2 separate regions of the Homo sapiens genome follow, and region 1 is linked to region 2. A link is a loop called in an ENCODE intact Hi-C map of the cell type or tissue named here. Cell type or tissue: testis. All regions are shown on one strand. Links, peaks and the distances in the headings refer to the core of each region. The heading gives the core; the rest is flanking DNA. Region 1 has its middle 110 kb from the start of LINC00269. Region 2 has its middle 7.9 kb from the start of EFNB1.

What was found. Hi-C counts contacts between places; a loop is a spot of excess contacts. Peaks named below come from ENCODE experiments on the same cell type or tissue, not always from the same donor. Only the 100,000 strongest peaks of a DNase experiment are listed, where the experiment ranks them.
Region 1: it touches region 2 in a loop (9-fold over the local background); 99 of 110 quality-filtered maps call a loop at or near these places.

Annotation. Positions count from the first base shown.
Region 1 is chrX:69,279,909-69,295,083 of GRCh38, reverse strand. No RefSeq gene overlaps it. Among named protein-coding and RNA genes, the nearest start is that of LINC00269, 110 kb to the right of the region's middle. RefSeq lists enhancers at 616-1,116, 1,117-1,617, 4,226-5,117, 8,105-9,086 and a silencer at 14,394-14,576. In testis, for the core only: a CTCF peak has its summit at 8,911 (motif pointing right); DNase peaks (open chromatin) are centred at 8,933 and 9,583; H3K4me3 peaks cover 844 bases.
Region 2 is chrX:68,813,487-68,828,661 of GRCh38, reverse strand. No RefSeq gene overlaps it. Among named protein-coding and RNA genes, the nearest start is that of EFNB1, 7.9 kb to the left of the region's middle. RefSeq lists enhancers at 4,520-5,020, 5,021-5,521. In testis, for the core only: a CTCF peak has its summit at 5,807 (motif pointing left); a DNase peak (open chromatin) is centred at 5,861.

The DNA.
Region 1 (15,175 bases), core at 3,944-11,943, 460 kb before region 2:
CTAGTTCCTTTCAGGACTGTGGAGAAAGGTCTCCAAAGTGCAGAACTGTCAGGCCTGGCCTGTACCCACTGAGGAATGCATAGCAGAGAGGGACAGAGGCTGCATTCTGGGCCCAGCAGTGCCAGTTTAAACATTGTTCCACTTCTGTCTGCTTAGGAGGATTCTAGAAATGACAGGAAGGGCTTCACTATAGCATCAGTTCAAGATTAAAAGTCAGCTCCATGAGAGCAGGGACTGTGTCTGTCTTGTTATCCTAGTGCTCCTAGTGCCTGACACAAGGTCTGGAAGGCTGTGCATATGTGTTTGTTTGTGTGTGTGTGTGTGTGTGTGTGTGTGTGTGTGTGTGTGTGTGTATGTGTGTATGCATGCATGCAAGCAGGAACATACTTAACAAATGTTTATTGAGCACTTACTATGTGCCAGGCGTTGTCCTAAGAATTTTACATGGAATAACCCATCGAATCCTCACAACCATCCTCTGAGGTAAGTACTATTATTATACCCACTTTACAGATTCAGACACTGAGGCACAGTGGGTGAGTAGCTCGCTCCAGGTCACACAGCCAATAAAAAGTACAGCCAGAATTCAACACAGGCAGTCTGACTCCAGAGCTCTTTTGCTAAACCCACGATTCCATACTTGATGGTTCAATGAGTAGTTGTCGGATGAATGTAGAAATGAATGCATACATGCATGAAGGAAGGAAGGAAGGAAGGAAGGAAGGAAGGAAGGAAGGAAGGAAGGAAGGAAGGAAATACCAACCGATGGCAGCCCACAACCCTCTAGCAGCCTGCTGCTAGGCGTGCAGCATTCCCCAGGGCTTCCCTCCAGAAGCCCAGCAGCAGTGACATAATGAACACACCCTCCCAGCCACCCACACCAATACCACCTCTTCCCTCCCTCCCTCTGGGCCTTTGCCACATTTTGCTGTCACCCTCATCCTTCCACACTGCTCCTCCCAGCCACTCCCTAGCCCACCAGCTCCTTGACCTGCCTGCCTGCCAGCCAGTCTGTCTCCCCTTCCTTGCATGCTTGTGTGTGTGCCATGAAACCCACAGCCTCTAAAAACAAAGCAGGCAGCCATCTCACCCTCATGCTGCCACTTTGATGTCCCTTTCCTGGCAGCAGCAGGGTGCTGAGCCACCCTCCACAGGCTTAGGTCCCAGGGGACAGGTGCCAGCAGAGAAGCTCCACACATGAAGGCCAAGGCCAAGAGGAACATGGGTTGTTGGAAGCCAGGGAAACAAGAGGCCTGGTAGGGACCACCCAGACCTGCAGGGCTGGGGGACCTTTCATTCTACAGTCTCGTGCCCACCGTGTCTCCAGGGACTAGCTGATAATATGATTTTTATTTTAATTAATTAATTAATTTTTTCACTGAGACGGAGTCTCACTCTGTTGCCCAGGCTGGAGTGCAGTGGAGTGATCTTGACTAACTGCAACCTCCACCTCCTGGGTTCAAGTGATCCTCTCACCTCAGTTTCCCAAGTAGCTGGAACTACAGGCACCCGCCACCATGCCGGGCTAATTTTTTTCTTGTTTGTATTTTTAGTAGAGTCTGGGTTTCACCATGCTGCCCAGGCTGCTCTCAGACTCCTGACCTCAAGTGATCTACCAGCCTTGACCTCCCAAAGGGCTGGGATTACAGGCGTGAACCACTGCACCTGGCCGATATGATTTTTAAATAACACAACCCTCCCCTCACATGAGTTTAGCAGCCTACAGTTGACAAAGCACTTTTGCATCCATTTGCTTAAAAAATCCTCATTATGGCATAATTGGTAAAAGCTTTAGAGTCATGATGCCTGGGTTTGAATCCTGCTTCTGTGGCTTCTTAGCTATGCAACATAGGGAAAGTCACTTACACCCTCAGAACCTCAGTGTCCCCGTCCTTAAAATGAGCATTATAGCAATTCCTAGTCCACAGCATTGCTGTGAGGAGTAAAGGAGTCAATTCATGAAAAGTGCTCGGAGGAGTGGAGTGTGTAGACATACACCATTTAGTATGTACTCCCCAGACACCAGGCTTAGTCCTTTTGTTGTTGTTGTTTGTTCTTTTTTTGAGATGGAATCTCATTCTGTCACCAGGCTGGAGTGCAGTAGTGCGATCTCAGCTCACTGCAATCTCCGCCTCCCGGGTTCAAGCAATCCTCCTGCCTCAGCCTCCTGAGTAGCTGGGACTACAGGCACGTGCCACCACGCCCAGGTAATTTTTCTGTATTTTTAGTAAAGACGGGGTTTCACCGTGTTGGCCAGGATGGTCTTGATCTCTTGACGTTGTGATCCACCTCCCTCGGCCTCCCAAAGTGCTGGGATTACAGGCATGAGCCACTGTGCCAGGCCAGTCCTTTTAATCACAGGTTCTCTTCAGCAATCCCATGAAGTAGAAGAGGAAACTGAGGCTTATGAAGGAGAAATGACCTGCCCAGAGTCATCGAGGAAGTAGGTCTGTCTGTCCCCAAAGCCCAAGCTCTTTGGGGAAACTGAAACTCAAAAGATGGCACCAGTCTGGGTATGGGATGAGACTGGCTTAATCTAGTGCTCTTTTCACTGTCCTTCAAATGTCACTTTTCTCTCTTGAATGAGATAGATCCAGGTGTCTCCTACTCCCTCATTCTCCCCAAGCAGGAGCCTTCCTGTCTTTTGCGGCCCCACCTACATGGCACGGCGGGGAGGGTGTTCACCAAAGACAATGAGGGAAAGTTTGAAGCTTGCCTCTGAGCAGAGGGACTGTGTTCCACATGTCTCTGGAATACTGGTGTCCCAGCCAGCAGGTGCCAGGTGTACCCGCCTGTCTTCAGACACTGGTTATGCCTGGTCCATGCTGCCACTGGCCAGCTTAGCTTGTGCCACAGGTACTTTTCCCATGACATTTGTTGGCACCTGTCCCCCAGGAGGTGGGCCCCTCTTCACTATTCCTGGCTTGAGTTCCAGGTGCTTTTTTTTTTTTTTTTTTTGAGACGGCATCCCGCTCCGTCACCCAGGCTGGAGTGCAGTGGCTCGCTGCAACTCTGCCTCCCTGGTTCAAGCGATTCTCTTGCCTCAGCCACCCCAGTAGCTGGGACTACAGGTGCACACCACCACACACGGCTAATTTTTGTATTTTTAGTAGAGACGGGGTTTCACCATCTTGGCCAGGTTGGTCTCAAACTCCTGGCCTCAAGTGATCCACCCGCCTTGGCCTCCCAAACTGCTAGGATTACAGGCATGGGCTACCATGCCCAGCCCGAGTTCCAGGTGCTCTTGACTGGCATCATGAAGGCTAGAGGAGATGCTCTTGCAAGGGAAGGCTGTGGAGACCAGAGGAAGAGGAAGAAGCAAAAGGGGCTTCTTGACCTCTTCCCCACAGCCTTAACCCCTGGCTCCCACAGCCCTGATTCCTCCTCCTTCTCCCCCATCTTCTGGCACATGCCAGCAGATAGCCCCACCCAAAGCCAGTATCACCTCCGAGCTCCATTGTCCCTGCCAAAAAGGCTAAGAGCAGAAGCCCCAGTGCTGCTGCCCGCTGAGATCCTATCACAAGGGAGGGCTGGGAAAGACAGGCTGGGCCACAATTTTCTGACCTCTGGAAGGAGACCTCCTCGAAGGAGAAAAACAAAACACCAGGTGAGTCCCTACTATGCACTGGGGGCTGGACATGTGGGCTTTAATTTTACTGACTGAATCCTCCCAGCCATGCAAAGCAGGTATTCTTGCCAACATTTTACAGAGGAAATAGCTGAGGTAACGTGACTTGTCAAGAGTCCCATGGACAGCAAGCGGTGGAGCTGGGGCTGAACTCAGGACTGGCTCCAAAGCAGGCAGGCATGCCTCTCTGTGCACTGGCTCTTGGAATGGGTCACCCAGCTGACTTCAGCTCTGTAGGGTGGGGAGGGTTTGAGGAATGAGGCACTCTGGACTTTAGAATTTGCCTGAAAGCTGAGATTTTATTCCAGTGAGTGCCCACCTCAAAAAACCCTCCCCCCGAAAAAAATCACTCTTTTTTCTTCTTTGAGACGGAGTTTCGCTCTTGTTGCCTAGGCTGGAGTTCAATGGTGCAATCTCAGCTCAACGCAACCTCTGCCTCCCGGGTTCAAGTGATTCTTCTGCCTCAGCCTCCTGAGTAGCTGGGATTACAGGCATGTGCCACCTTGCCTGGAAAATTCTGGATCTTTAGTAGAGATGGGGTTTCTCCATGTTGGTCAGGCTGGTCTTGAACTCCCAACCTCAGGCGATCTGCCTGCCTCGGTCTCCCAAAGTTCTGGGATTACAGGCATGAGCCACCACACCCGGCCCAAGATCACTCATTTTTGACATACGTGTTTAGGAAATATCTTCCTCATCTTCCTGGACTCTTCTTTCTAAAGATTTGGGGTCCTCCTCATTAATAGCCCACCATTATCAGCACTGTGCTGTGGCGCTCTCCCCCAGGGTGTCCCCGCTAGGCTAAATGGCCCCAGCTTGTTTGTCTTCTTTGAGCTCTTGTACCTGGTTGGGGTTGTTTTGTGTTTTACTAGTTTGCTGCCTACTCCCCTGCTGTCAGGCCATCAGCTCTCACTTCTTGACACTTTTAGTGTGCCTGCTTCCAGCAGCCCCTCTGCCCTCCTTCTGATTTACTGCTTCTAATTTGCTGTAGACTTGGGAACCAGATAACCAGGCCTTGTTCGAGTAAACAGGAGGGAAAAACACTAAGGAGGGTCCTCCTACAGGTAACCTGCCTGTGCTTTAGTGTAGGCACTTGGCGGCAGCGGCAGCCGATAACCTGAGGAGCCAGCAGCTCACAGCGCTCAGACCTAAAGCCCGTGGCCCCCACATTTATACTGCCAGGTGCCTCCTTATTCTGACTTGCACCAGGGGTGATCTCAAGGCCAGAGCAAGTGTGAATCCAGCCCTTAGCCCTAAACTGACTGGCCAAACAGTTGAGGAGTAGCACACCCAAGATAAGAGAATTGCCACATTTGCTGAGCAAACAAGAGCGATTGAACAGAGGGTTGCCCCTGCCTCAAGGCATAATAATGGGCAGGGGGGGCATCTGAAGACCTCCAGTATCCCTCCCTTTCCCACCCTGCCTCCCAGAGGCTCTGCAGAGATTCTGGGCTGAGGAAGCTCCCTCTCTCAGCCTTGGCCCTCGCCCTGCCAGGAGAGCAGGGATGGAAGGGGGACTCATTCCAGTGTCCCTCACAGCATGGGGGCTCATTCAAGGCCCCAGAGCTTGGGTAGGCTGGGCCCATCTCTGCCTATGTCCAGGCCAAGTCCCTCACACTCCCACAGCTGCCCCCACCTCCACCCAACTGTGGCAGGAAATGGTCCAAGCTGAGCTGGGCCTGGCTCGCCACCTCAGCAGTCCAAGGGCCTGCCTCTCCCCCAGCCTGGGGGAGGGAGGCGCCACTGAGGGGGAAGCACTGAGGCAGATTTAGGACTTGGGTGGAGTTTGAAGCCCCCAAAAGCCATTTTTCAACCTGAAAACTGAACCAAGCTGGTCTGGAATTGTGACTGGAGGATAAATGTGGACCCCATGGTGTCATTTTATGGTCAATTTTCAGAGTGTAACTGCACTTTAAGCACTAACGCTGAGTAGCAGGAAAAAACTTCTTAACCGTAAGATCTATTAAGAGTGCAGAGCTGGCTCCCAGGGGCGAGGTGGGAATGCATAGACGTGAATCATTGGAAACAGGTCTAGCCCAGGCGCTAGGGAATAGCCCAGCCCAAGCTGGGCTGCAGGGAGGGAGGGGGCAGTGCTGGAAGGATGAGAGAGCTCCTCCACCTCCTCAGCCCTGCTGGTGGTGGCCCATGGTCACCTTCTCCGTAGGCCTGGAGTCCTGCCTGAGTCTCTGGACACTACCCTCTCCTGGGCAGGGCAGTTGGGCTTGTTACGCTTGGCCGCTCCAAGCAGAAACTGAGAAAAGGCAAAACCTGGCATAGCGGCCAGCCTGGTGGGGTGGTGGCAAGGCAGGAGGGCCAGCTGGCTGCTGAGCTGAATAGGACTGATGACTCTGTTTCCCTGGTTGTCCTGTTTGATGTTAATCACCAGGCTGAGCAAGCTCTTCAACCAGACACAGCTGGCCCCCAGGGAAATACGACAAGAGGCCAGGGAGGGTCTAGGTTATTTGGAGTTAAAGACCTGCAGGACGGGGCAGAGTCAGGGGCAGGGAGTTTGAAGGAGGGGGTCAGAGGGTACAGAGATGGAAAAAGATGGTGATGGAGGTCTCTAGTGATGGCAGATGGCAGATGAAAGGGGAAGCTTGGGGACCAGCTGACCTCCAAGGTTCCTTTCAGCTGGAAAAACTGGTTCCAAGGGACACAGGAGTGAAGAGATGAACTAACTGCCAGACAGGACCTTCAACAAACCGAAAGAGAGCCTCCCAGTCTCAGAGCTGTGGTCCAGCCACTGGGACACTTGCTGAGATCCCATCTAAGATTTAGGGTCAGAGCTGGCAAGCAGAGATACCAAAGGACACCAGTCTAGGGAAGGACAAACAGTGAGGTTCAGGCCTGGCAGTGAAGAAACCTCAACTGAGCCACAATTTGCTGTGTGATCTTAGGTAAGTCTTTTTCAGTCTGTGAGCTTAGATTGACCTATTTGTATTCATAATGGGTAGCAGGGAGCTGAGGAGTGAAATTTGAACCTGATCAATTCTTTCTTTTCTTTTCTTTCTCTCTCTCTTTCTTTCTTTTCTTTTCTTTTTTTCTTTCTTTTTTTTTTTTTTTGAGACAGAGTCTGCTCTGTTGCCCAGGCTAGAGTGCAGTGGCGCTATCTCGGCTCACTGCAAGCTCCGCCTCCCGGGTTCATGCCATTCTCCTGACTCAGCCTCCCGAGTAGCTGGGACCACAGGTGCCCGCCACCATGCCCGGCTAATTTTTTCTATTTTTAGTAGAAACGGGGTTTCACCATGTTAGCCAGGATGGTCTTGATTTCCTGACCTTGTGATCCGCCCGCCTCGGCCTCCCAAAGTGCTGGGATTACAGGCATGAGCCACCACGCTCAGCTGTTCTTTCTTTCTTTTCTTTCTCTCTTTTTTTTTTTTTTTTTTGACAGGGTCTCACTCCTGTCCCAGACGGGAGTGCAGTGGGTGATCACAGCTCACTGCAGCCTCCACCTCCTGGGCCCAGGTGATCCTCCCACCTCAGCCTCCTGAGCAGCTGGGACCACAGGCATGCACCACCACACTCGGCTAATTTTTTTGTATTTTTTGTAGAGATAGGGTTTCACCATGTTGCCCAGGCTGGTCTCCAACTCTGGCCCCAAGCAATCCAACTGCCTCGGCCTCCCAAAGTGCTGGCATTACAGGCGTGAGCCACCGTGCCCGGCCCTGATCAATTCTTTTAAGTCTTTAAGTATAAGGGTCTTAGAGCATTCCAGGATTCCTCAGACTGTATGCTCTGGGACGGGATTTCCTGGGGGTTAAAAATAGAAATAAAACAAAATTACGGACTAGGTACCAGGGAATGTTCTAAGTGCTTTTTACAAATGTTAACTCATGTAATCCTCACAACAGCTCAGTGATGTGAATACTATTACCCCCATTTTGCAGATGAGGAAATTGAGGCAGAGAAAAAATAACTGACAGACTCAAGCACCTAACTGACTCAAACCAAAGACACTCTTTGCCTTCTTTCTGGTTCATTTCCCTAGCTGGGTGACCCTGCCTCCTCCACCCCACACCTTTCAGGGCTTCGTTCTCCTTCATGGCTTTCTCAGCACTGGGCAAGGTATCTCCTGCCTGAGACAGGCTGCCTCCTTGAGGTGCCCTTCACCTCCCTGTGCTTCCTCCCCTCCCTCCCCTCCTCTCTGGGGGAGCTGAGCCAGGCTCAGGTTTCTCCATTTCCAGGCTGAGTCTCCTGCCTTGAGCTGGGCTCACTGAAGAGAAGAGATCTTGCTGACCTTGCACTTTCCATCCACTCTGGGGCTCTGGGCTTTGAATGGACACATAAGGAGTTCTGCACCCCCTGTCATGGTGAGGGACTGAGGAGGGCGGCTGGCCTCTTGCCCTGGACCTCTGGCGTGGAAGAAGTTACCCCAGTCCCACTGAGCGGGCCTGAGTTTGAAACCCACAGGCGTCTCTGTGCAGATCTGGGGCAGAAGTATTGCTGAGGGCACTGGAGGAGGAGTTGGGGCCAAGGGCTGGGTGGGATGTCCACCTGATTATAGTTGCAAACCCCTTCTCCACACGACAATGGAGTACTTACTAATTCTCCCTTGCGTTGGACTAGTTTCTTCCTCAAGCTCTCTCTTTTGGAATGATAGAGTTAGAGTGTTAGAGATAGAGATAGAGTGTAGAGGGCTGGATAGACCCTTAGAAATCATTGAGGCCAAGTCTTTTGCTTCCAGATGGGGAGCCTGAGGCCCAGAGAGGGCAAAGACATGCTCAAAGTTGCACAGCAAGACAGCCATGGAAGCAAGTTGGAACCCAGGGTTCTTGACTCTTCCCGGTAAGTGTCTTATCCAGCTCAGTTCCACCCCTCACTGTGGACAAGAACCTCTACACTCCGCCGCACACACACACGCACACACAAACACAGGCTGTGCGCTATGGCCTAGGGAAGCAGGCCCTTGGGAGTGAAGTGGGAGGCACCCAGAGGCTGATGAGAGGCAGAGGCCAGGATAAGGACGGAAACTGTGCCGCTGGGGTGAGCGTGGCATTCGGAGGCGTGGATGTGCGCTGGTTTTTTTGTGCCTTAGAGCCTCCAGCCCATGCCTTGTGAGCCACCCTTGCAAGGGTGGGAGAGGCCAACGAGAAACGCCCAGGCTCACTATTGAGGTCTTTACTGATGCTTGAAGGGTTTGGAGGCCTCCAGCAAAGTCACTGACCCACCCCCTGGATTTTCGTCGCACTCGTACCCTTCAGGTGTCCAAAGGTCCACCCCGTGCACCCTTTCCCCCAGTTTTCTAGACCGCCGCTGCGGCCGGGTGAGCCAAGGGCCATGGCCACAAGGGGGCACTGGCGCTCCATGGCTCCAATGGGCGTGGAGGCGCGCACTTTCTGCCGGCGTTGGCGGGGGGGGTGCGGGGGCAGCAGGAGTTTGCATTCGGCTCCCCCACTCCTGGCACCCTCCCCATTTCCTCTTGGAAGCCTCCCTAATCCTCTTATGCCGAGGGTCACATCCCTGGGCCCGGGGACGAGGTGTTTCATTTTCAATTCGCCCCCACTGCCCCTGGGGGAGGTCCGTGAAACGTGGGGAGGGGAGTCCCCTGGGCTGAAGCCCTCTTCCCTGCCCCTCTGCCCACCCCTTTCCCTTGCTCTTGTCTTCAGCTTGTCCCTTTTTTGGGTGTATCTCTCCTACCTGCCCTCCCTCCACTCCCCGCCTGGTCAGCCTTCTCCCTTCTCAGAGCCCACGTTCCATCTCCTCTCCTCGGACCTTTCCCCTCCTTTCTTCCTTATCAGCTTTCAGCTTTCACTCCCCGCTTCTCTCTCCCCCCTCCTGCTCCTCTCCCCTTGTCCTCCTCTCTTCTCCCTTCTCTTCTCTCCCCTCCTCCTTCCCCCTTCTCCATTCTCTTCTGCTTTCCCTCTCCTTTCCCTCTGCCCTGGCTCGGGCGGCCTCTCCCTGGAGGAGTCGGGATGTTAGGGTGGAGTGGGCCTTGGCCCTGCCTCTTCCCAGGGCTGTGGGCTCGCTCCCAGGTTTTGCGGGTTGAGACAGGGAGTGAGGGAGGGAACATCCAGCGCTGCTGGAATCTGGGAGTGGAGGCAGCTGTGGGTCAGAAACCCTCCAGTCCTCTTAGCAAGTGCAGCCTTTTCTGGAGGGGAGGGAGATTGAGAATCCAGAGACCTGGGGCCTGATCCCAGCTCCGGCTCTGACCTCTGGCCCTGGCCGTGTGACCTTTCCCATCCTCTCCCTGGGCTTCAGTTTGCCCCTGAAGACAATGGAGAGGTAGATATCTGAGGACTCTCCCAGTCCGTCCTCTATTTTTTTCATTTTTCAGTGGTGACTGTCAATCCCAGGAGGCCTGAGCATGGCTTCTCCCAGATTCACCCTCTGTCCCCATGGCCCCCTTTAAAATGCTAGGGGCCACTGGTGTGACAGAGAGGAGTCTGTCTGTGTCTGTGAGTTGCACTGGAAGAGGGACTGGGGTTGGGTGTGGGCCCTGATGTCAGCATGTTGGGGAATCTGTCTGGCATAGTTGCTCCCTGACTCTGAGGATCTGGGCAGCTCTTGGTGCCTGGAATTGTAGAATGTCAGTGCTGGAAGAGGTCTGGGGCAGAGATAAGTCAAACACCAATATATGGGACCACTGTGGTCCTCACTCCACCCTCCAGCTCTACCCCAGGGTACACACCCAAGGGCCATTGCCTGCCTTTCACCTCTTAGCTTCCAAAAGAACTTAGCCCCTTGTGGGATGAATCAGGAAACTGCGGTCCAGAGAGGGGCAAAGACTTGCCCAGGTACATGCAGCAAGGTGGTGGCGAGCTGAGACCAGGCCCCGAGGCTCGCGCCTCCCAGCTGTGAGCATGCTGGGGATATAAGAACGCAGGTGAGGTGGTGTTGCCACCTGGCACGTGCTTTGGGGGATTGGTGATGTGAAGGAAGTTGTATGTGTGCATGACAGAACTGGGGGCAGGATGGGAGGTGGGAGTCGTTAGGGATGATTGCCTGTTCCCCAGCTCTTGTTCTGGGCACACACCCATCCTCGGAGGAGGCAGCTCTGGAGCTGCCAGTGGTCCTTGTTGCAGCTGGAGGGTAGCACCCCCACCTGACAGTGTGATTTATCACATTCTCCCTTTCTCCCCTCAGCCCCCAACCTTCCTGTAGACCCCAGAGAGGGCCCAGCCTGACTTAGAGGCAATTCACCTGTTTTTGATTTGAGACTCAGGTGGACTTTTCTTTCTTCTCATCAAAGAAGTGGTGAGGGGAAGTCAGAGCCCCATCCATCACCTCAGCCTCTCAGCAGCCTTGGGGAGGGGGAGCAGATGGGCAGGGGAAAGACCCAGGGATCTTGCAGCCTCCTTAATTCCCAAAGGGAGCCTCCCAGACAGCCAGGCAGGGCATTACTGGCCCAGATATTTAGGTCTTGGCTACAAATGCTCAGGAGAAACTGCCTAAGAGGTCCTTCATTGGTGCTCTGGATCTCTGGAGGTCCTAGGGCCAATTTTTGTTTTCTAATCCCTGATACCTAGGCAGGTGAGGGTGGGGCCTGGGAGGGGCTTGGGCCCCAAACAAAAATAGAACAAATATTTAGTGCCTGGAGAAAGAGGGAAGGGGATGCAGGAGGGAATTCATTTTGTTTTCATCACCTGTTCTGGGCCAGACTCTGTTCAACACGTTGTCTATCTGATTTAACTCTCCGAACACTGCCCCATTCTCCAGATGAGGAAACTGAGGCTCAGAGAGGTAAAGTGATTGGTTCAAGGTCAAATCACAAGGGAGCAAGTAATGGGACAGATTCAGGGTTACAGCTGTTTGGCTCCAGGATGTTGGCCTGGCCAGGAAAGATGACCTGTGGCATTTGGTCCCTGCCCCATCCCCAATACATGCTCCTGTGTGCTTCATCTCAAGGCCACTCCTAACATACATGGAACCTGTGCAATTAGAAAAAGCCATCTTTTCCTCTGGGCAAGGTACATGGGTTGGTGCAAGGAGCTGGGGTTGAATTTTAGCTCCCACTGGTCACCTGCAGCCGGCACTCTTGAGCAGGGCTCAGCCTACGCAGCCATCCGCGTGGCCCTACTTGGGCTGTCCTTTCTTTAGAGTGGGTCGAGCAAATCCTGGTCTAGGAGGGGAAGAGAGGAACCTGCTAAGCCATGATGCCAAATCCTCATTCTCCTTATCCCCCTCCCGTGAACGTTATCATCATCACCATCATCGCCACCAACATTTCAGGCATCCTTATGATACTACAACTACTAATAACAGGGGCTCCATTGTAGCTCAATCTGTTTGGAATTCTTCCCCGAAGCAACCCATTTTCTCCCTGCTGGACTCTTTCCTCCTCATTACACCCCTCTCAGTTTCCAGCTAGCAGAAGCCAATCCCATGGGGAAATAGATTCATGGCCGGGCCAGCTGGACTATGATCCCTGGGTGGCCTGGGGAGACCTGAGAGAGATGAGGAGAGGAGGGGCACTGTGCAGGCTCAGGTATACTGGCTTAGTTGCTATATGGCCTTGGGCAAACTACTAATCTTTCTGGGCCCAGCTCCTCATCTTCAATCTGAAAGGGTGGGATGGATGATATCTATGATCATTTCCAGCTTGGCCTCTTGGGGTGCTGAAACCTCTGTGTTCAGAAGTCCTGCTCCCTTCTGTGCACTAAAGGATGAGAATAAAGCACCCTTTGGATTTCTTCCTGTGGCTTCCAGCCGGACAGGACACCAGAGGCAAGCTGGCCTGGCTGCTTCCTAGCTGTGTGACCCGGGACAAGCTACTTTACATCTCTGAGCCTCAGTTTCTTCATCTGAACAATGGAGATGATTGCACCTACCCTGCAAGGAAAGGCTGCTGTGAGGAGTCTATAAAAATATATATAACTGTGCCATGTACAGCCATTCACATGGTAAACATTCATTCATTTATTCATTCAACAAATATTCCTCGAGTATCTACGAAGAGAGATAGGATAGTGTAGTAACAGTGCAGGCTCTGAAGCCAGACTGCCTGAGTTCAAAATCCAGTTCTGCCTTTTCTTATCTGTGTGACCCTGGTTGAATGACTTAACCTCTCTGTGCTCCAGTGACCCCCATCTCTACAATAAGGCACCTACCTCATAGGGCTGTTATAAGGGTTAAGTAAGTTAATCCACGTAAAGTATTTACTGCTTGGCACAGAGTGGAGCTCATTAAATGTCATGACACCATTCTAAATGCTGGGGTTGCAACAGGAACAAGACAGACAAGATCCCTGCCTGCAAGGAGCATTCCATAAATGTTGGTCCCATTCTCTCTTCCTTTTGTTCTCCCTGTGAGGGGGATAAAGTGTCTCAGATAGCTCAAGCTAAAAGCCATCCTTTGCTCCTTCCCCTCTTCCAACCAATCCATAAATATTAAACAAATATGCACATGCACAACAAATATTCTTTGAGTACCTTGTCTAGTTCTGTGCTAGATGCTGAGGCCATGGAGATGAATATGACTCAGGCTTCATTCACTAAGAATGCTTAATCAAAGAGAAAGACAGAGAGAGAGACAGAGTGAGATTCTCTTAGGGCCATGAGGGAATACTTCTCAGAGGAGGTAGCCATGTGTTCTGAGTCTTAAGAAAAGATGCTGAGAACTTTCCCGGGGCTCAGGGAATATTTCAGACAGAAGGAAGAGCACAGGCAAGGGCATGGAAGTTCTGACAAGTGATCAGCACTCCAGCAGGACCGGGGCATTGGTGGGTTGGAGGGCATGCTTCCTATCTTCTTTCTAAAGGGTGAGGAGGCAAGAGGGGAGCACTTTTTACAGGGCACCTAGCATAACTGTGCTTGGTGCTCGCCAACTTATCTCACCATGGGGCTGGGCATTCTTACCTGCATTTCACAGATGAGGAAACAGACTCAGAGTTGGGGACGGACATAGTCACGGCCACCCATCTGGCAAATGGCAGAATTGAGGCAGGCCCCTAAGTCTGTAGGCCTCCAGTGCCTGCATGTGCTCCCCGAGGCTTCTCTGCTGTCTCTATGGTTAGCCTGTATGGAGATTTGTGCTGGCTAGCTGTGTGTGTGCATGTGTGACTGTGTGTGTGGTGGGAAGGTGAAAGGGTTGAGGGAGGCCAAGGAAGGGGATGCCTGAGGATCTGTACACACTGCACCATACCCATTCCCCTCTGCCCCCAGTAGGGGAGATCAGGGTGAAGGAAGTATAAAGGACTATGTTACCCTGTGTCTCTCCCCATCCAGGAACTCACCATGAGAAAGACAGCCTCTCTCCCACCCCTTACACACACATGCAGGCATGCATGTGTGCACACACACACAGAGACACACACACATGCACACACACACGTCCCTCCATCCTCCCCCGCTCCTAAAAATATCAAACCAGTGGAGCTACAAGGGAAATGAATGTTTGGCAGCAGAGCAAGTGGCCTAGGAGTGGTGTCAGGCTCTGTAAATATTTACCCGCTGGATTAGAGCAGAAGTTGGAAACATTAGGCAGCTGAAAATTACTGTTTTAATAGCATGGCTGATAAATCCAAACTTGGGGGGTTTGTTTGGAAGTCTTGGCTTCTGGGAATTTCAGCATGTAAACTGTGGGCCCGGGGTGGCTGGGAACAGAATGGAGGGGTGTGGGCTGGTGGGTGGGTCTGCCTGGAGGAGAGGACAGCCAGACCAGAAGTGGCCCAGCACCTCAGGCTACAGCCGGCTGGATGGCACAACATTAATTCATCTCCTCATTCATTCATTCATTTATTCATTCATTTCTCAGACCCTGTTAAAGGGAGAAGTAATGAGCAAATAATCTATTGAACACAAAAATGTGCCACATATTTTAGGAGGTGCTTTATTTTTTAGTTCCACATTTAATATTGACCATAACCCTGGGTAGTAGCAATTTTTTTTGAGATGGAGCCTTACTCTGTCACCAGGCTGGAGTGCTGTGGCGTGATCTCAGCTCACTGCAACCTCCGCCTCCCGGGTTCAAGTGATTCTCCTGCCTCAGCCTTCTGAGTAGCTGGGACTACAGGCGCGCGCCACCACGACCAGCTAATTTTTGTATTTTTAGTAGAGATGGGGTTTCACTATGCTGGCCAGGATGGTCTTGATCTCTTGACTTTGTGATCTGCCTGCCTCAGCCTCCCAAAGTGCTTGGATTACAGGCGTGAGCCACCGCGCCCAGCCAGCAATTATTATTTTTATCTTACAAGAGCTGAGGAAAATCAAGCCTCAGTGGGAAGGTAACTGGTTCAAGGGCACCAGCTGGAAAGAAGCAGGGCAGGGATTTAACCCTAGGTGCCTCTGACTCCAAAGCCTTGTTTTTCCCACTACACTATGCCACCCTCCCGTGTGAGGTATGCGGTAGACAATACATTTCAGAGAAATCTCAAGCAAGGTGCTAGAAAATACAGAGATGAATCTGACCAAGCTCCTCCCTCGGAGAACTCCTGGTCTAGAAGGAGTCTAAGAGGCAGATCCAGATGATTCAAATTCCAGGGAGAAAGTAGCTAATGCCTTAAGAGAGGAAGTGCCGAGGAGGGAAGAATTTCTTTCAGGTTGGGGCAGAGAAGAGGGAGGTATCGAGGTGAGGAGGACCAAGAAGGCTTCCTGCGGGAAGTGGCTGTTGACC
Region 2 (15,175 bases), core at 1,386-9,385:
TTTTCTTTTTACACACAGGACCCCTGAAGTCCTGCTCTGTGCCCACCTCCGTGTCAAGGACAGCCTGTCTGCTCCTCGTCCAGTCCCACGTAAGGCTTTAGTGGGCTTTCCTCCTCTCGCCCTCAAAATGCACTGTCTGCTTGCACTTGGACCCGGAGTCAGGAACATAAAAGTGAGAACAGTGGGAGGGGGAAACTGGTGAGGGTCCAGTACTTGATTGGGGTTAGAGGTGGGGCGGGGAGCAGGGTGGGGTGTGGTGGGGAGAGAAGGCGTGTTCATCGCCCCTGGGGACCAGGCCTTCGGAATCTCAGCTTTCTGGGGGAGCCTTGTGGGACCTCTGGAGCCAAGATTTAGTCTTGTCCTGTCCGAAGGCGCGGGCAAGGTCCCGGGATAGGCAAGCGGGGATGAGAGGGCACGTCGATAAAGAAAGACACCTCGAGGGCAAAGAGGAAAAAGCACAGGGCATGAGACTTTTGAAAAAGCAAAAGCGGGCATCCTGGACCGGAGAAGCCGGACTCCAGCCTGTCCCGGCCTCGCCATCTGGGTCTTTGTCTCCCAGCCCTGGCCCATTCTTCCCGCCCCGCCTTGCCTCTTTGCTTATAACTTGGCTCGATCCCATAGCTCAGACCTTCCAGGTCCGACCCACTCTCGCTGGTCGGACCCCAGAGGACGTACCCACGTGCTAATGTCTCCCCCTGCTGGACTTCCATAGCACTGCGGGCGCCTGGGATAAACCCGGAGCTTGCCATAGCACAAGACCTGGGACAGGCGTAGCCTTGGCAAAAACCGTCACCCTGTATGGGGAGGAAGGGAAAGAACTAGAAGGATATCTGAGTTTGGGGTAGGCTTAGGGACTGCCAAGAATACAAGGTCTCCCCACTTTTTCTTTATGGAGATAATTAGATGAGCAACATTCCCAAAGTGCTCCACCATTCACACAGTTTCATGTCCATCATCTCGCTTAATAGGTGACTGAGCTACTGCGTTTCTCAGTGGATCCTCTGATGATCTTTGTGGCTGTAGAGGTGGGAATAGCCCAGATTTTGTCTTTTTATTTTCTCCCAAATAGAGGAGAAAATAGGGAAAATCTGGGCCCTTCCCACTTCCAGGGGCAGCCCTTGAGGGTGAAGTGGCTCTGGGTAGGTAGGGAAAGAAGGAGCTGTTTGGGGTCTCTGAGCTCTCAGCTGGACCCTGCATTGGGGTGTAAGGAAGGAGAGATGAGATGAATAGGGTGTAGGGACACACCAGTAGTCTAGCTGGGAGACTGGGATCCCTGGAGTGCATGCTAGGACATCAAAACCTGAATACAGAAAGCAGCCTGCTGCTTACTGAGTGCCTACTATTGTCAAGAACCAAGTTAGATGCTTTTCCTTTCATAACCTTTTGAAATGAGTTTCAGTATCCCCATTTTACCTACAGGGGAAAGTAAGGCTCAGAGAGAAGTGACTCATCTGAGATCACCAAGCTGATCAGTGGTGAAAGCAGGATTTGACTCCTGGGACATCTGTCTCCAAAGCCTGTGGCCATTCCCCTGTACCATACTGGCTCAAATTCCCAGCCAATCCTTGCTTCTTTGCTTCTTTGGTTCATTCCTGGTTAAGGCTGGGTCGTGCATGGACAGCAGCAGCCTGGGGCTGGCCAGGACTCTTCCCTCACTGTCCTTCAAGAGGTTGCCAGGCCTGGAAAGTTCATCTATATTCCTGGCCATAGCCCAGAGTTCTTCTCATCTAAGACCACCACTGCCAACCCTAGAGCCAGCCTTGATTCTTCCTCCCCACAGCCAGCATGCCCGGTGCCCCACAGGAGGAGAGCCCAAGGCCAGGTGGGGGATGGGGAGATGAGGCTATGCGGCCAGTCTTGGGAAACATGGGAAGACAAGCAGTTCCTGAGTGTGCCAGCACCTAATCCCGGTGGGCAGGGTGGCAGAGGAAATGAGAAGAAGACTCTTTATGTCCAGACCTGCTCCACATGCTACTTATCCCTGCTCACAGCACAGCCTTTCTGCCTCAACCTGCCCACACCAGCTACAGGGGCCTCAGGAGCAGAGCTGAGCCTACTCCCTGCCATGGCTAGGCCAGTGATTCCAGGTTCCCACCTCCTGACCCACCCTGGCGGGGCCTCAGATGTAATGATTCAGGCCCCCGAGGTAGGGAAAAATTACTCCCAAGGGAGCCTGAGAGGAAGTCAGGATCTGTGAGCAATGGGGGCCCTCTCATCCAAGCCCTCCCTATACCATTGGCAGTCACTCCCCACCCATTTCTCCCAGGTTACTGTGTCATTACAAACACATCCACGCACGTGCTCACACACACACACACACACACAACTATCAGGTTTCAAGTCCACCAGCATTTCCTGAGCAGTGCCTCTGTGCTGACCTCTGAGCGGGGCCATCCCTGTTGACACAAAGAGCAGCTCCAACAAGCCCTGCCCACAAGGAACACCAAACACTGATACCTGTATGTGGGGGATCCTGGACCCAGAGATGCAGGAGAACATCTGGCAGCTGCAGGAAGCCTCGGGCATCGTGCAGCCCTGGGAGAGCAGAGCTGCTCCTTCTGAGCTCAGCTTCCCACACCCATGAGCAGCAGGGAGGTATAAACTTCAGAGCCACAGAGTTCCCTGCTTATGAACTGTGTCTCCTTGGGCAAGTCAGTTCACCTCTGTGTGCCTCAGTTACTTGTCTGTAACCTAGAGGTCGTCCCTCATTCACAGAGCCGTGGTGACGGGTGAATGAGACAATGCATGTGAAGGGCTTAGTATCATGCCTGGCCCACTGTGGTACTTACTAAATGGAAACTCTTACTCTTCTGCAGAGCCTCCCACAGAGACACTCTCATCCCCAGTCACACACGTTCTCACCTGTTCACACATGCTTTGTGTGGCACATGCACATTTTTTATCTCCTCTCATATTCTCACACACTTGTACATATATGCACACAAACTCTCATTCTTTCTCACCTATCCATTTATTCAGCAGAAGGTGGCAGGACCGGGTACTGTCCTCGTGGAATTTAAAATCTAGCCCCCAGAGTTTCTCATGTTCACTATCATCTACACATGTGTATGAACATGCACACACCTTTCTATTTCTGTGGCCCTTGTCCTTGACTTCTCCCTGCCTGCCTTGCACTCTGAGACACAGAGAGGTGAAATAACTCACCTAAGGCCACCCAGCCAGGAAGTGGAAAAGTCAGGATGTAAACTAGGCCACACTGATATACCAAGGCTGTGGAAAGGAGTGTGTGCCAAGGTGTGGGCCTGGGAAAGCCAGCAGGCCCAGCCAGAGCTAACAGTTAGAAAAGCAGACTGAAGAGTCAGGGAGCAAGGATCCTAACTTGAGGTCCAAGGCATTGCCAACTGGGACAACCCAGTGGGGCTAGCAACCCTCTCTCTTGTCTGCAGTCATCTCTAGCCTGCCCCATGCCTCCTATTTTCCTCCTAGAAGACCTACTACCTGTACCTGCACATCTCACATACACTGGCACCTATTCCCTACAAGGAGAGGGAGAGCTACCATTTATTAAACACCTACTGTATGCCAGGCAGTGTGGCTGGGTGCTTTCACCTGGTGCTCTATTATGTTTGTTTAATCTTCACAACATCCCTGAGGTTGATATTGATAGACCTGTTTTAGAGATGAGAAAACTAAGGCTCCAGGCTCAATCTGGCTGCATCCTCTGCTCCACCAACCTCAGTCTGCAAAGTGCTCTTTTGCTCAGCCAGCTTATTCCCACCACCCCCTTCTCTGCTGTCCTTCCCTCTGCCCACACTTGCCTCCTAGCTGAGACCAGCTGGGGTCTATGCTGATCTTGGGTTGCCCTTTCTCTTCAATGAATACTTTGCTTTTTTCCAATTCACCCTATCTGTAGGTCAGTCTCTGGGCAAGCCTGGGGTGGGACCTGAGACTTCCCACTCTTCCTCCTTTCCCCACGTGGCTGCATCATACCCCAGGGCTAGGTGAGATCTAGCCTCAGGCGGGTAAGATCTGGAAGTCTGTTTTCACTGCACCCACGAGAGTTCCCGGTGGCTGGGGAAGAAGGGGGTCGTCCCAAAGGCCAAAGGTTCAGCCAGACTCTCTCCCCAGCCCTTCCCTGTCCCTGCCCCAGCTGCATGCCTGGTTTATGGGTATTTGCACTGAGATCATCTTGATTTGCCAGATGCTAGCCTGTGTCAGGTTGATGGCAGAATGGCACTAGGGATGGGAGGAGCCCCTCTCTCCCTCAGATGGGTCTGGTCCCCCTCCCTCCTTCTCTCTTTATCTCCTCCTCATACCCCTTACCCCTACCCTGGACTCCTAGACATCTGTCCCAAAGCCTCAAGCTCCATGCAGGCAAATGACCTGCCCCCCTGTCCCTGTAAGAGCCTGAAATAGGGCATCTGAGAGCCAGAGCATGGCTTGGTGTGCATAACAGGTGGACAAGCCTCTGAAGGGCAGCTGGGACCCTGGGCCCTCAGAGGCCTCATCTTCAGAAACCCCTGCCCTGCTGGGTTTCACTGATCTAGGCTCAGTTTCCTCCAGTAGTGCCCCTGTCCTCTGCTCTCCAGCCCAGCAGGAGGCAGCCTAGGTAAGGGTAAGCCTGTTGCTCTCTTGCTCTGGTTACCTGGAGAATGTGCAAGGCTAGGCTGGGCCATTCATCACTGTCAGGGGCACAGGAATTCGAGGGAAGGGAGCAGCACCTGTCCTCATCTGTCACTGACCCCAGCCTAGCTCCTCATCTCAGAGGGCCAGTGGGCCTGGGGGAGGGCGATGGGATGCATCTTTGCCAGGTCCTCCTCCTGGTTCCCGAGTGAACACACTAGACACGTCAGGCCCCACAAACACCGGGAATAAAGTTCCTATGGAGGAACACCCCAAGCCGAGAGTGCATTTGGGCAACCGAGGAGCAGAGGGAAGGACAAGCTGCTTCCTCAGTGCTCCAGCCCCCTAGCTCTGAGCCCTCTCTGGACTCCGAGCTAGCATCCTGCCTCCCACCCAACCATGGAGGTTAAAGGGTCAGGTTCTGGGCTTTCTTGGCTGATAACCCCAGGCCTACCAGGAGAGAGACCACGAGCCTCTTGGGGCATCCCGAGGACAGAATAGGGGCTGGACCCAGCTGGCCAGATAACCACTGGCAGATATATGGCACCCAGGCCCACCACCCTCCAGCTGCCCCTCAGCCAACCCAGCCAGGATGTCTGACACCTCCCCTCCCCACTCACAATTTAGTCTATCTTGGTTTAGAGACCTTCCTTCCCACCTTCAATGAGGAAGGTCCTGGTAAGGGCCCAGTCTCTAAGCCTTTAGTCTCTCAACCAAGCCTTCCCCGCCCCACCCCCACCAGACATCCTCCTCTCCAGGGCTGCCCAAAGAAGTGTTGGGGTGAGGCTGAGGCCCTGACAAACCTCGATTGACAAACCACTCAGCATCTTCCTCGCCAGGAAGCCAGCCCCTCAGAGGAACATCAATCTCCCTGGCCTGGCTTGTTTTTCTTCCACAGCCTTTCTCCAGGACACAAAGCAGAGCCTGCGGCAGCCCCTGCCTTAACTGGGAAGGGTGGGGTGTGGAGAGGGAGGGAACTTTCCTCCTGGGATCGGTGTCCCTGGCAGAGGTGCAGAATACAGGAAGTTTGGGAGCTTCTGCACTAACTTAGTGCCTGAAGGAATTAGGGCTCCAAAGACCAGGGAGGGAGAGGGTGTGATCTTAGAGGTGAGGAAAAGAGGCAGTAAAAGAGGTGAGGAAAAGAGACAGGTTATTGAATCAAAGTGGTGGAGTCCCCAAGCAATCTTTTCCGCTCCCTAGTAGCCTGCCTATTTCTCAAACTCTGTCGACCTCTGATGGCCAGCTAAGTATTTGCATCCCTAAAGCTGAACCAGCACTGAGCCTCGCCCCCAGCAGCCGAACAGAAGACCGGGACACGGCCAGCTTCCGGTGCTGGCCTGGGCTGAGCTAAGCCAGGAACGCCCTCGTTTCTCCCTATCCTCCCTCCAGACACTGGAAGTTAATCTATTCAGGCCTGCCTGAGCACCCACCTCCTCTGGACAGCCTTCCTGGAAGGCCCTAGCCCACAGGGACTGTTCCTCTCTTTGAGCTCCATATTCTGACTGTACTGCCCGAGATCTCCACTTGGATTTTCATTATTTGTGTACATCTTAGCTGTCTCACTAGATACTAACCTGGGGCAGAAACCACTGACTGCTTCTCCTTTATCTTTATGCATCAAGGCCAAGCATAAGGATGGGCATACAGGAGGCACTCCACAGATGCTAATGGTGATGGTGATGATGGCAGCGGTAGTGGTAGTGACAGCCACTATTTATTGAGCACCTACTACATTCCAGATTGTTTGTATCCATTTTCTCATAAGAAACTCATTCTATATACAGACGAGGAAACTGGTGCACTCAGAAGCCAAGTGACTTAAATAGTGTCTCCCATCCAGTAAGCAACAGAACCCAAAGTTTTATGCAGGTCTCTCTGGCTCCAAGCCACAAATATCTACATCAGCCACATGCCAGACACAGCCTTTATTCCTGGGAGGGACACGGAGATGACTGCAGCTCAGCCCCTGATGTCAAGGAATGGTGTTGGCCACAGCAAAGACTTGTATGCTCCATGGAACATGGAGGGACTAGCTCTGCATCCTTCCTCCTGCTCCCCTCTCCTCATCTCAGGGAAAGTCTTCTCTGGTTTCACCATTTGACAGAAGGACAGATTGCCCAGGCCAGATGAGCAGTCTCCCAGATCCTGTCACACACAGAGGCTATAGCTAATTAGGACACTCCTACAGACATCAGATGCGTGAAAAAGTCAAGAATCCAGGACCGAAGAGGGAGATTCCAACAGAGATCCTGCCAGTCTCTCCCAGGAATAAGCATAGGTGAGTCCAGTTCACAAACACTGCTGGGCCTCCCCTGACCCTGGCAGGTTCCAGGACCTGAGACTTAAAGAGATGAGAGAGACACTCAAGTCACTTCCCCTCACCACATGCCATTTCCAGTTAGCCACCAATCCCAAACCAACAAGCACGTTTGAGTAGAGGGCTCACCAACCCCACCCTCACTCTTGTCCATGGCTCCCTGAGACATTTTGTCTCTCTCCAACCTGGTGATCTTGGAGGAAACTGAGGCAGGTCGCCCTTACCTTCTCCCCTCCCCATGGAAGCCACTCACCTGAGACTCTCTTTCAGTCACTCAGTTCTTAGTAGTCGTTGGTGTGAAGAGTCAGCTCTGGCTAGTAAGGAAAAGAGCCCACTGTGGGGGTCTGAGGTGTTCCAACCCTCCTCTCCTTCCCTTGCCTGCTCCTACCATTCGTGTTTTAATGAGGCCCTGGCTTGGAGTTAATAACCCTGAAAAGCAGGCAGCCCAGTCAGGTTCCCAAGCCTATTCTGCAAGGACCCGAGCTTGCAGGTTTCAGGATGGACTTTCCGTGGACACTTTATTACGGGGTTTTATGTCCAAAGGGGATGATTGGTAACACCTGCTTTTAAAAATGTCCAGGCTGAAATTGCTACAGCTAGGCAATAAGGTCCAGGAGTCTGTGACTGTGATTACCCATTTTTCCTCCAGTTGGTGTAGTACAGAACAGCTTCCTGCAGGAAATCTCAGCCCTGCCAGCAGGGCCTTCCAGGGTCCACTGCTGGGCATGAGCACAGTGGTCTTCCTCATAGGGGTGTGCGTGCCCTCGCTGGGCAACTCAGCTTCCATCAGCAGCTGACAACTTCCCTATCAGCCCGGCCAATTGCTAAGCCTGATGGGTGTGCACATATTGCATGTAGCCTGCCACACAGAATATTTGCACTCCAGGAGCTCATTAGGGAAGATGGGCTCAGGTGCTGCCACCTAGCATATAGCAAAACTCCCACTTCTGGAAATAATGTTTCCAGGAGTCTTGCCTGAAAGTGTGCAGTCCAGTGAATTCTCTTGATACCTTCAGTGACCCCTTGGATTAAGTCAGGCCACTGGAGTCAATGGTGCCCAGATGGGCATTGTGGGGGCACACTCCACCACTGCAGGTCAGGAGAGAACCATGAGTGGGACAAGGTGATACACAGTCCTGAGTAGTCTGCGGCATTCCCTGCAAGAAGCTGAGAGCCTACTTCATAGGATGGTGTGAGGGTTAAATGAGTGAGACATTTATATAGCAAGCGACATGGAGGTCATAGCCCTTATTCGCTGTCTTTTTGATCTCTTCACATATTTATTAGCCATTTGTGTCTAGTCTCATCTTTGGGTATTTGTCTCCTTTGCTTTTGTGATTTTTAAAATTAACTTGTAAGAACAACTTACATATTAAGAATGTTCATTTTTCTTGGAACTTTCTGAGGTCTAGAGCCCAAATTATTATTATTATTATTATTATTATTATTATTATTATTACTACTACTACTACTATTATTATTATTATTATTTTAGATGGAGTCTCCCTCTATCGCCTAGGCTGGAGTGCAGTGGTGCCATCTCAGCTCACTGCAACCTCTGCCTCCTGGGTTCAAGTGATTCTCCTGCCTCAGCCTCCTGAGTAGCTGGGATTACAGGCATGCTTCTCTCCTGGCTAATTTTGTATTTTTAGTAGAGACAGGTTTTCTCCATGTTGGTCAGGCTGGTCTCAAACTCCCGATCTCGGGTGATCCGCCTGCCTTGGCTTCCCAAAGAGCTGGGATTACAGGCGTGAGCCACCGCACCCGGCCATTATTTTTATTATGTTACTGTTTTTCAGATTGTTCATTTTTGGTTTTGGTGGTGGGTTTTTTTATTTTTTATTTTTAATTTTTTTGAGATGGAGTCTTGCTCTGTAGCCCAGGCTGGAATGCAGTGGCACAATCTCAGCTCACTGCAACCTCCGCCTCCCGTGTTCAAGCAATTCTCCTGCCTCAGACTCCCGAGTAGCTGGGGTTACAGGCGCGTACCACCAAGCCTGGCTAATTTTTGTATTTGCAGTAGAGATGGGGTTTCACCATGTTGGCCAGGCTGGTCTCGAACTCCTGACCTCAGGTTATCCACCTGCCTCGGCCTCCCAAAATGCTGGGATTACAGGCATGAGCCATTGCACCCAGCCTGTTTGTTACTTTATAACAGTTTTATTGCAATGTAATTTATATACCATAAAATTTGCCCCCTTTTTGGAGACAGAGTCTTAGCTCTGTCACTCAAGCTAGCATGCAGTGGAGTGATCACAGTTCACTGCAGCCTTCATCTCCTGGGTTCAAGTGATCCTCCCACCCCAGCCTCCTGAGCAGCTGGAACTACAGGTGTGCACCACCATGTCTAGCTTTTTTTTTTTTTTTTTTTTTTTTTTTTTTTTTTTTTTGCTTTAAAACAGCAAACATTTATTATGTCACACAGTTTCTGAGGAGCAGGAATTTAGTAGTGGCTTTGCTGAGAGGTTCTGGTTCCAACTCTCTCACGAGGTTTTGGTCAAACTTGGCTGAGGATGGAGCCATCGGAAGGCTTGAGTGAGGCTAGGGGATTCCAAGCCCACTCACATGGTTGTTGGGAAGAGACCTCAGTACCTTGCCACATGGGGATCTCCCAAGAGTTACTCATGACATGGTAGCTGGCACAAGACAGAGTGACCAAGATGTATTTTATAGTCTCATCTTGCAAGGAATATTGATAATGTAAAAAATCAGTTATTCATATATGTGTGGGTCTGTTTCTGGACTCTATTCTATTCCCTTGCTCTATTTTTCTGTCTTTGTACTGATACCACATTGTCCTTTTGTTTTTCTTTTCTCTTTCATTTTAGAATCAAGGGGTATATGTGTAGGTTTGTTACAAAGGAATAGTGCATGATACTGCGGTTTGGGGTATGATTGAACCCATCACAAGTAGTGAGCGCAGTACCCTACAGGTAGCTTTTCAGCCCTTGCCCCCCTCCCTTTCTCCCCACCTCTAGTAGACCCCAGTGTCTGTTGTTCCCATATTTTTTTATTTCAATAGGTTTTTGGGGAACAGGTGGTGTTTGGTTACATGAAAAAGTTTAATAACTTTAACGGTGATTTCTGAGATTTTGGTGCGCCCATCACCCAAACAGTGTACACTGTACCCAATGTTTAGTCCTTTATACCTCAGCCCACTCCCACCCTTTCCCTGAGTTCCCAAAGTCCTATCATTGTTAGGCCTTTGCATCCTGATAGCTTAGCTCACACTTATGAGTGAGAACATACGATGTTTGTTTTTCTATTCCTGAGTTACTTCACTTAGAATAATGGTCTCCAACTCCATCCAGGTTGCTGTGAATGCCATTATTTTGTTCCTTCTTATGGCTAAGTAGCATTCCATGGTGTATGTATATATATATATACAATGTGATATATATATCACATTTTCTTTATCCACTCGTTGGTTGGTGGGCATTTAGGCTGGCTCCATATTTTTGCAATTGTGAATTGTGCCACTGTAAACATGCATGTGTAAGAGTCTTTTTCATATAATGGCTTCTTTTCCTCTGGATAGATACCCAGTAGTGGGATTGCTGGATTAAATGGTAGTTATACTTTTAGTTGTTTAAGGAACCTTCACACTGTTTTCCATAGTGTCTGTACTAGTTTACATTCCCACCAGCAGTGTAAAAGTGTTCCCTGTTCACTGCGTCCAAGCCAACATCTCTTATTTTTTTATTTTTTGATTATGGCCATTCTCGCAGGAGTAAGGTGGTATTGCATTGCATTGTGGGTTTGATTTGTATTTCCCTGATTATTAGTGATGTTGAGCATTTTTTCATATGTTTGTTGGCCATTTGTATACCTTCTTTTGAGAATTGTCTCTTCACGTCCTTAGCCCACTTTTTCGTGGGGTTGTTTGTTTTTTCTTGCTGATTTGTTTGAGCTCCTAGTAGATTCTGGATATTAGTCCTTTGTCGGATGCCTAGTTTGTGAAAATTTTCTCCCACTCTGTGGGTTGTCTGTTTACTCTGATGATTATTTATTTTACTGTGTGGAAGCCTTTTAGTTTAATTAAGTCCCATCTATTTATCTTTGTTTTTGTTGCATTTGCTTTTGGGTTCTTGGTCATGAAGTCTTTGCCTAAGCCAATGTCTAGAAGGGTTTTTCCAATGCTATCTTCTAGAATTTTTATGGTTTTAGGTCTTAGATTTAAGTCTTTGATCCATCTTGAGTTGATTTTTGTATAAGGTGAGAGATGAGGATCCAGTTTCATTCTTCTACATGTGGCTTGCCAATTATCCCAGCACTATTTCTTGAATAGGGTATCCTTTCCCTACTTTATATTTTTGTTTGCTTTGTCGAACTTCAGTTGGCTCTAAGTATTTGACTTTGTTTTTGGGTTCTCTATTTTGTTCCATTGGTCTAAGTGCCTTTTTTATACCAGTACCATGCTGTTTTGGTGGCTATGGCCTTATAGTATAGTTTAAAGTCAGGTAATGTGATGCCTCCATATTTGTTCTTTTTGCTTAGTCTTGCTTTGGCTATGTGGACTCTTTTTTGGTTCCATATAAATTTTAGTATTCTTTTTTCTAGTTCTGTGAAGAATGATGGTGGTATTTGATGGGAATTGCATTGAACTTGTAGATTACTTTTGGCATTATGGTCATTTTCACAATATTGATTCTACCCATCTATGAGCACGGGATGTGTTATCATTTGTTTGTGTCAGCTATGATTTCTTTCAGCCGTGTTTTGTAGTTTTCCTTATAGAGGTCCTTCATCTCCTTGGTTAGGTATATTCCTAAATATATATATTTTTTACAGCTATTGTAAAAGGGATTGGGTTCCTGATTTTATTCTCAGCTTGATCGCTGTTGGTGTATAGCAGAGCTGCTGATTTGTAAACATTAATTTTGTATCCTGAAACTTTGCTGAATTCATTGTCAGTTCTGGGAGCTTTTTGGAGGAGTCTTTAGGTTTTTCTAGGTAAACCATCATATTATCAGCAAAGAGAGACAGTTTGACTTCCTCTTTACTGATTTAGATGCCCTTTATTTCTTTATCTTGTCTGAATGCTCGGGCTAGGACTTCCAGTACTATGTTGAATAGAAGTGGTGAGAGTGAGCATCCTTGTCTTGTTCCAGTTCTCAGGAGGAATGCTTTCAACTTTTCCCCATTCAATATAATGTTGGCTGTGGGTTTGTGGTAGATGGCTTTTATTATCTTAAGTTACGTCCCTTCTATGCTGATTTTCCTGAGGGTTTCTATCATAAAGTGATGCTGGATTTTGTCAGATGCTTTTTCTGCATCTATTGAGATGATTATGTGACTTTTATTTTTAATTCTGTTTATGTGATGTATCACATTTATTGACTTGCATATGTTAAACCATTCCTGCATCTTTGGTCTGAAACACACTTGATCATGGTACATTATGTTCGTGATATGCTGTTGGATTAGGTTAGCTAGTATTTTATTGAGGATTTTTACATCTATGTTCATCAGGGATATTGGTCTGTAGTTTTCTTTTTTTGTTATGTCCTTCCCTGGTTTTGGTATCAGGGTGATACTGGCTTCATAGAATGATTTAGAGAGGATTTCTTCTTTCTCTATCTTTTGGAATAGTGTCAATAGGCTTGGTACCAGTTCTTCTTTGAATGTCTCATAGAATTCAGCTGTGAATCTGTCTGGTCCTGGACCTTTTTTTGTTGGCAATTTTTCAAATTACCATTTCAGTCTCGCTGCTTGTTATTGGTCTGCTATTGTATTTCTTCCTGGTTTAATCTAGGAGGGTTGTATATTTTCAGGAATGTATCCATCTCCTCTAGGTTTTCTAGTGTATGCACATAAAGGTGTTCATAGTAACCTTGAATGATCTTTTGTATTTCTGTGGTATCGATTGTAGTATCTCCTGTGTCATTTCTAATTGAGCTTATTTGTATCTTCTCTCTTCTTTTCTTGGTTAATCTCACTAATGGGCTATCAATTTCATTTATCTTTTCAAAGAATCAGCTTTTTGTTTCATTTATGTTTTGGAGTTTTCTTGTTTCAATTTTATTTAGTTCTGCTCTGATCTTTGTTATTTCTTGTCTTCTGCTAGGTTTGGGTTTGGTTTGTTCTTGTTTCTCTAGTTCCTTGAGGTGTGACCTTAGATTGTCTGTTTGTGCTCTTTCAGACTTTTTGATGTAGGCATTTAATGCTATGAACTTTCCTCTTAGCACTGTCTTCACTATATCCTAGAGGTTTTGATAGGTTGTGTCACTATTATCTTTCAGTTTATATATTTTTTTCATTTCTATCTTGATTTCATTTTTGACCAAATGATAATTCAGGAGCAGGTTATTTAATTTCCATGTATTTTCATGGTTTTGAAGGTTCCTTTTGGAGTTGATTTCCAATTTTATTCCACTGTGGTCTGAGAGAATACTTGATATAATTTCAATTTTCTTAAATTTATTGAGACTTGTTTTGTGGCCTATCATATGGTTTATCTTGGAGAATGTTCCATGTGCTGATGAATAGAATGTATATTCTGCAGTTGTTGTGTAGAGTGTTCTGTAAATAGCTGTTAAGTCCATTTGTTGTAGGGTGTAGTTTAAGTCCATTGTTTCTTTGTTAACTTTCTGTCTTAATGACCTGTCTAGTGCTGTCAGTGGAATATTAAAGTCCCCCGCTATTATTGTGTTACTGCCTATTTCATTACTTAGGCCTAGTAGTAATTGTTTTATAAATTTGGGAGCTCCAGTGTTAGGTGCATATATATTTAGGATTATGATATTTTCCTATTGGACAAGTCCTTTTATCATTATATAGTGTCACTCTTTGTCTTTTTTAACTGCTGTTGCTTTAAAGTTTGTTTTCTCTGACATGAGAATAGCTACCACTGCTTACTTTTGCTGTCCATTTGCATAGAATATCTTTTTCCACCCTTTTACCTTAAGTTTTTGTGAGTCCTTATGTGTCAGGTGAATCTCTTGAAGACAGCAGATACTTGGTTGGTGAATTCTTATTCATTCTGCCAGTCCCTGTCTTTTAAGTAGATCATTTAGGTCATTTACATTCAACGTTGGTATTGAGATGTAAGGTACTATTCTATTCATTGGCTATTTGTTGCCTGAATAACTTGTTTTTATTTTTTTCATTGTGTTTTTGTTTTACAGGTCCTGTTCAATTTATACTTTAAGGAGGTTCTGGTTTGGTGTATTTCGAGGATTTGTTTCAAGATTTAGGGCTCCTTTTAGCAGTTCTTATAGTGCTGGTTTGGTAGTGGTGAATTGTCTCAGCATTTGTTTGTCTGAAAAAGACTGCATCTTTCCTTCATTTATGAAGCTTAGTTTTGCTGGATACAAAATTATTGGCTGATAATTATTTTGTTTAAGGAGGCTAAAGATGGGGCCCCAATGCCTTCTAGCTTGTAGTGTTTCTGCTGAGAAATCTGCAGTTAATCTGATTGGGTTTTTCTTTTTTTTTCTTTTTTTTTTTTTTTTTTGCCAGAGTCTCGCTCTGTCACCCTGGCTGGAGTGCAATGGTAGAATCTTGGCTCACTGCAACCTCCACCTCCCGGGTGCAAGTGATTCTTCTGCCTCAGCCTCCCAAATAGGTGGGACTACAGGCATGCACCACCACGCCTGGCTAAATTTTGTATTTTAGTAGAGATGGGGTGTCACCATATTGGCCAGGCTGGTCTCAAACTCCTGACCTCATGATCTGCCCACCTCAGCCTCCTGAAGTGCTGGGATTACAGGTGTGAACCACCGTGCCCAGCCGGTTTTCTATTATAGGTTACCTGATGCTTTTGCCCCACAGCTCTTAAGATTTTTTCCTTTGTCTTGACTTTAGACAACCTGATGACTATGTTCCTGGGCAATGATCTTTTTGGGATAAATTTCCCAGGTGTTCTTTGAGCTTCTTGTATTTGGCTGTCTAGATCTCTAGGAAGGCTGATGCCTAGCTTATTTTTTAAAATTTTTTTTGTAGAGATGGAGTTTTGCCATGTTGCCCAGGCTGGTCTCGAACTCCTAAGCTCAAGCGAACCTCCCACCTTGACCTTCCAAAGTGCTGAGATTACAAGCGTGAATCACTGTGCCCAGACTGCCCCCTTAAAAGTGTACAAGTCAGTAGTTTTTAGATGCGTATAGTTGTATAAACATCACTGTTATCTAATTTCAGAATCTTTCACCCTCCTCCAAAAAACTCCTATCCATTAGCAGTCACCAACCATTCCCATTCCTTTCTCTCCCTATCCTCTGGAAACTATTAATCTACTTTCTGTCTCAATAGATTTGCCTATTCTGAACATTTTATATA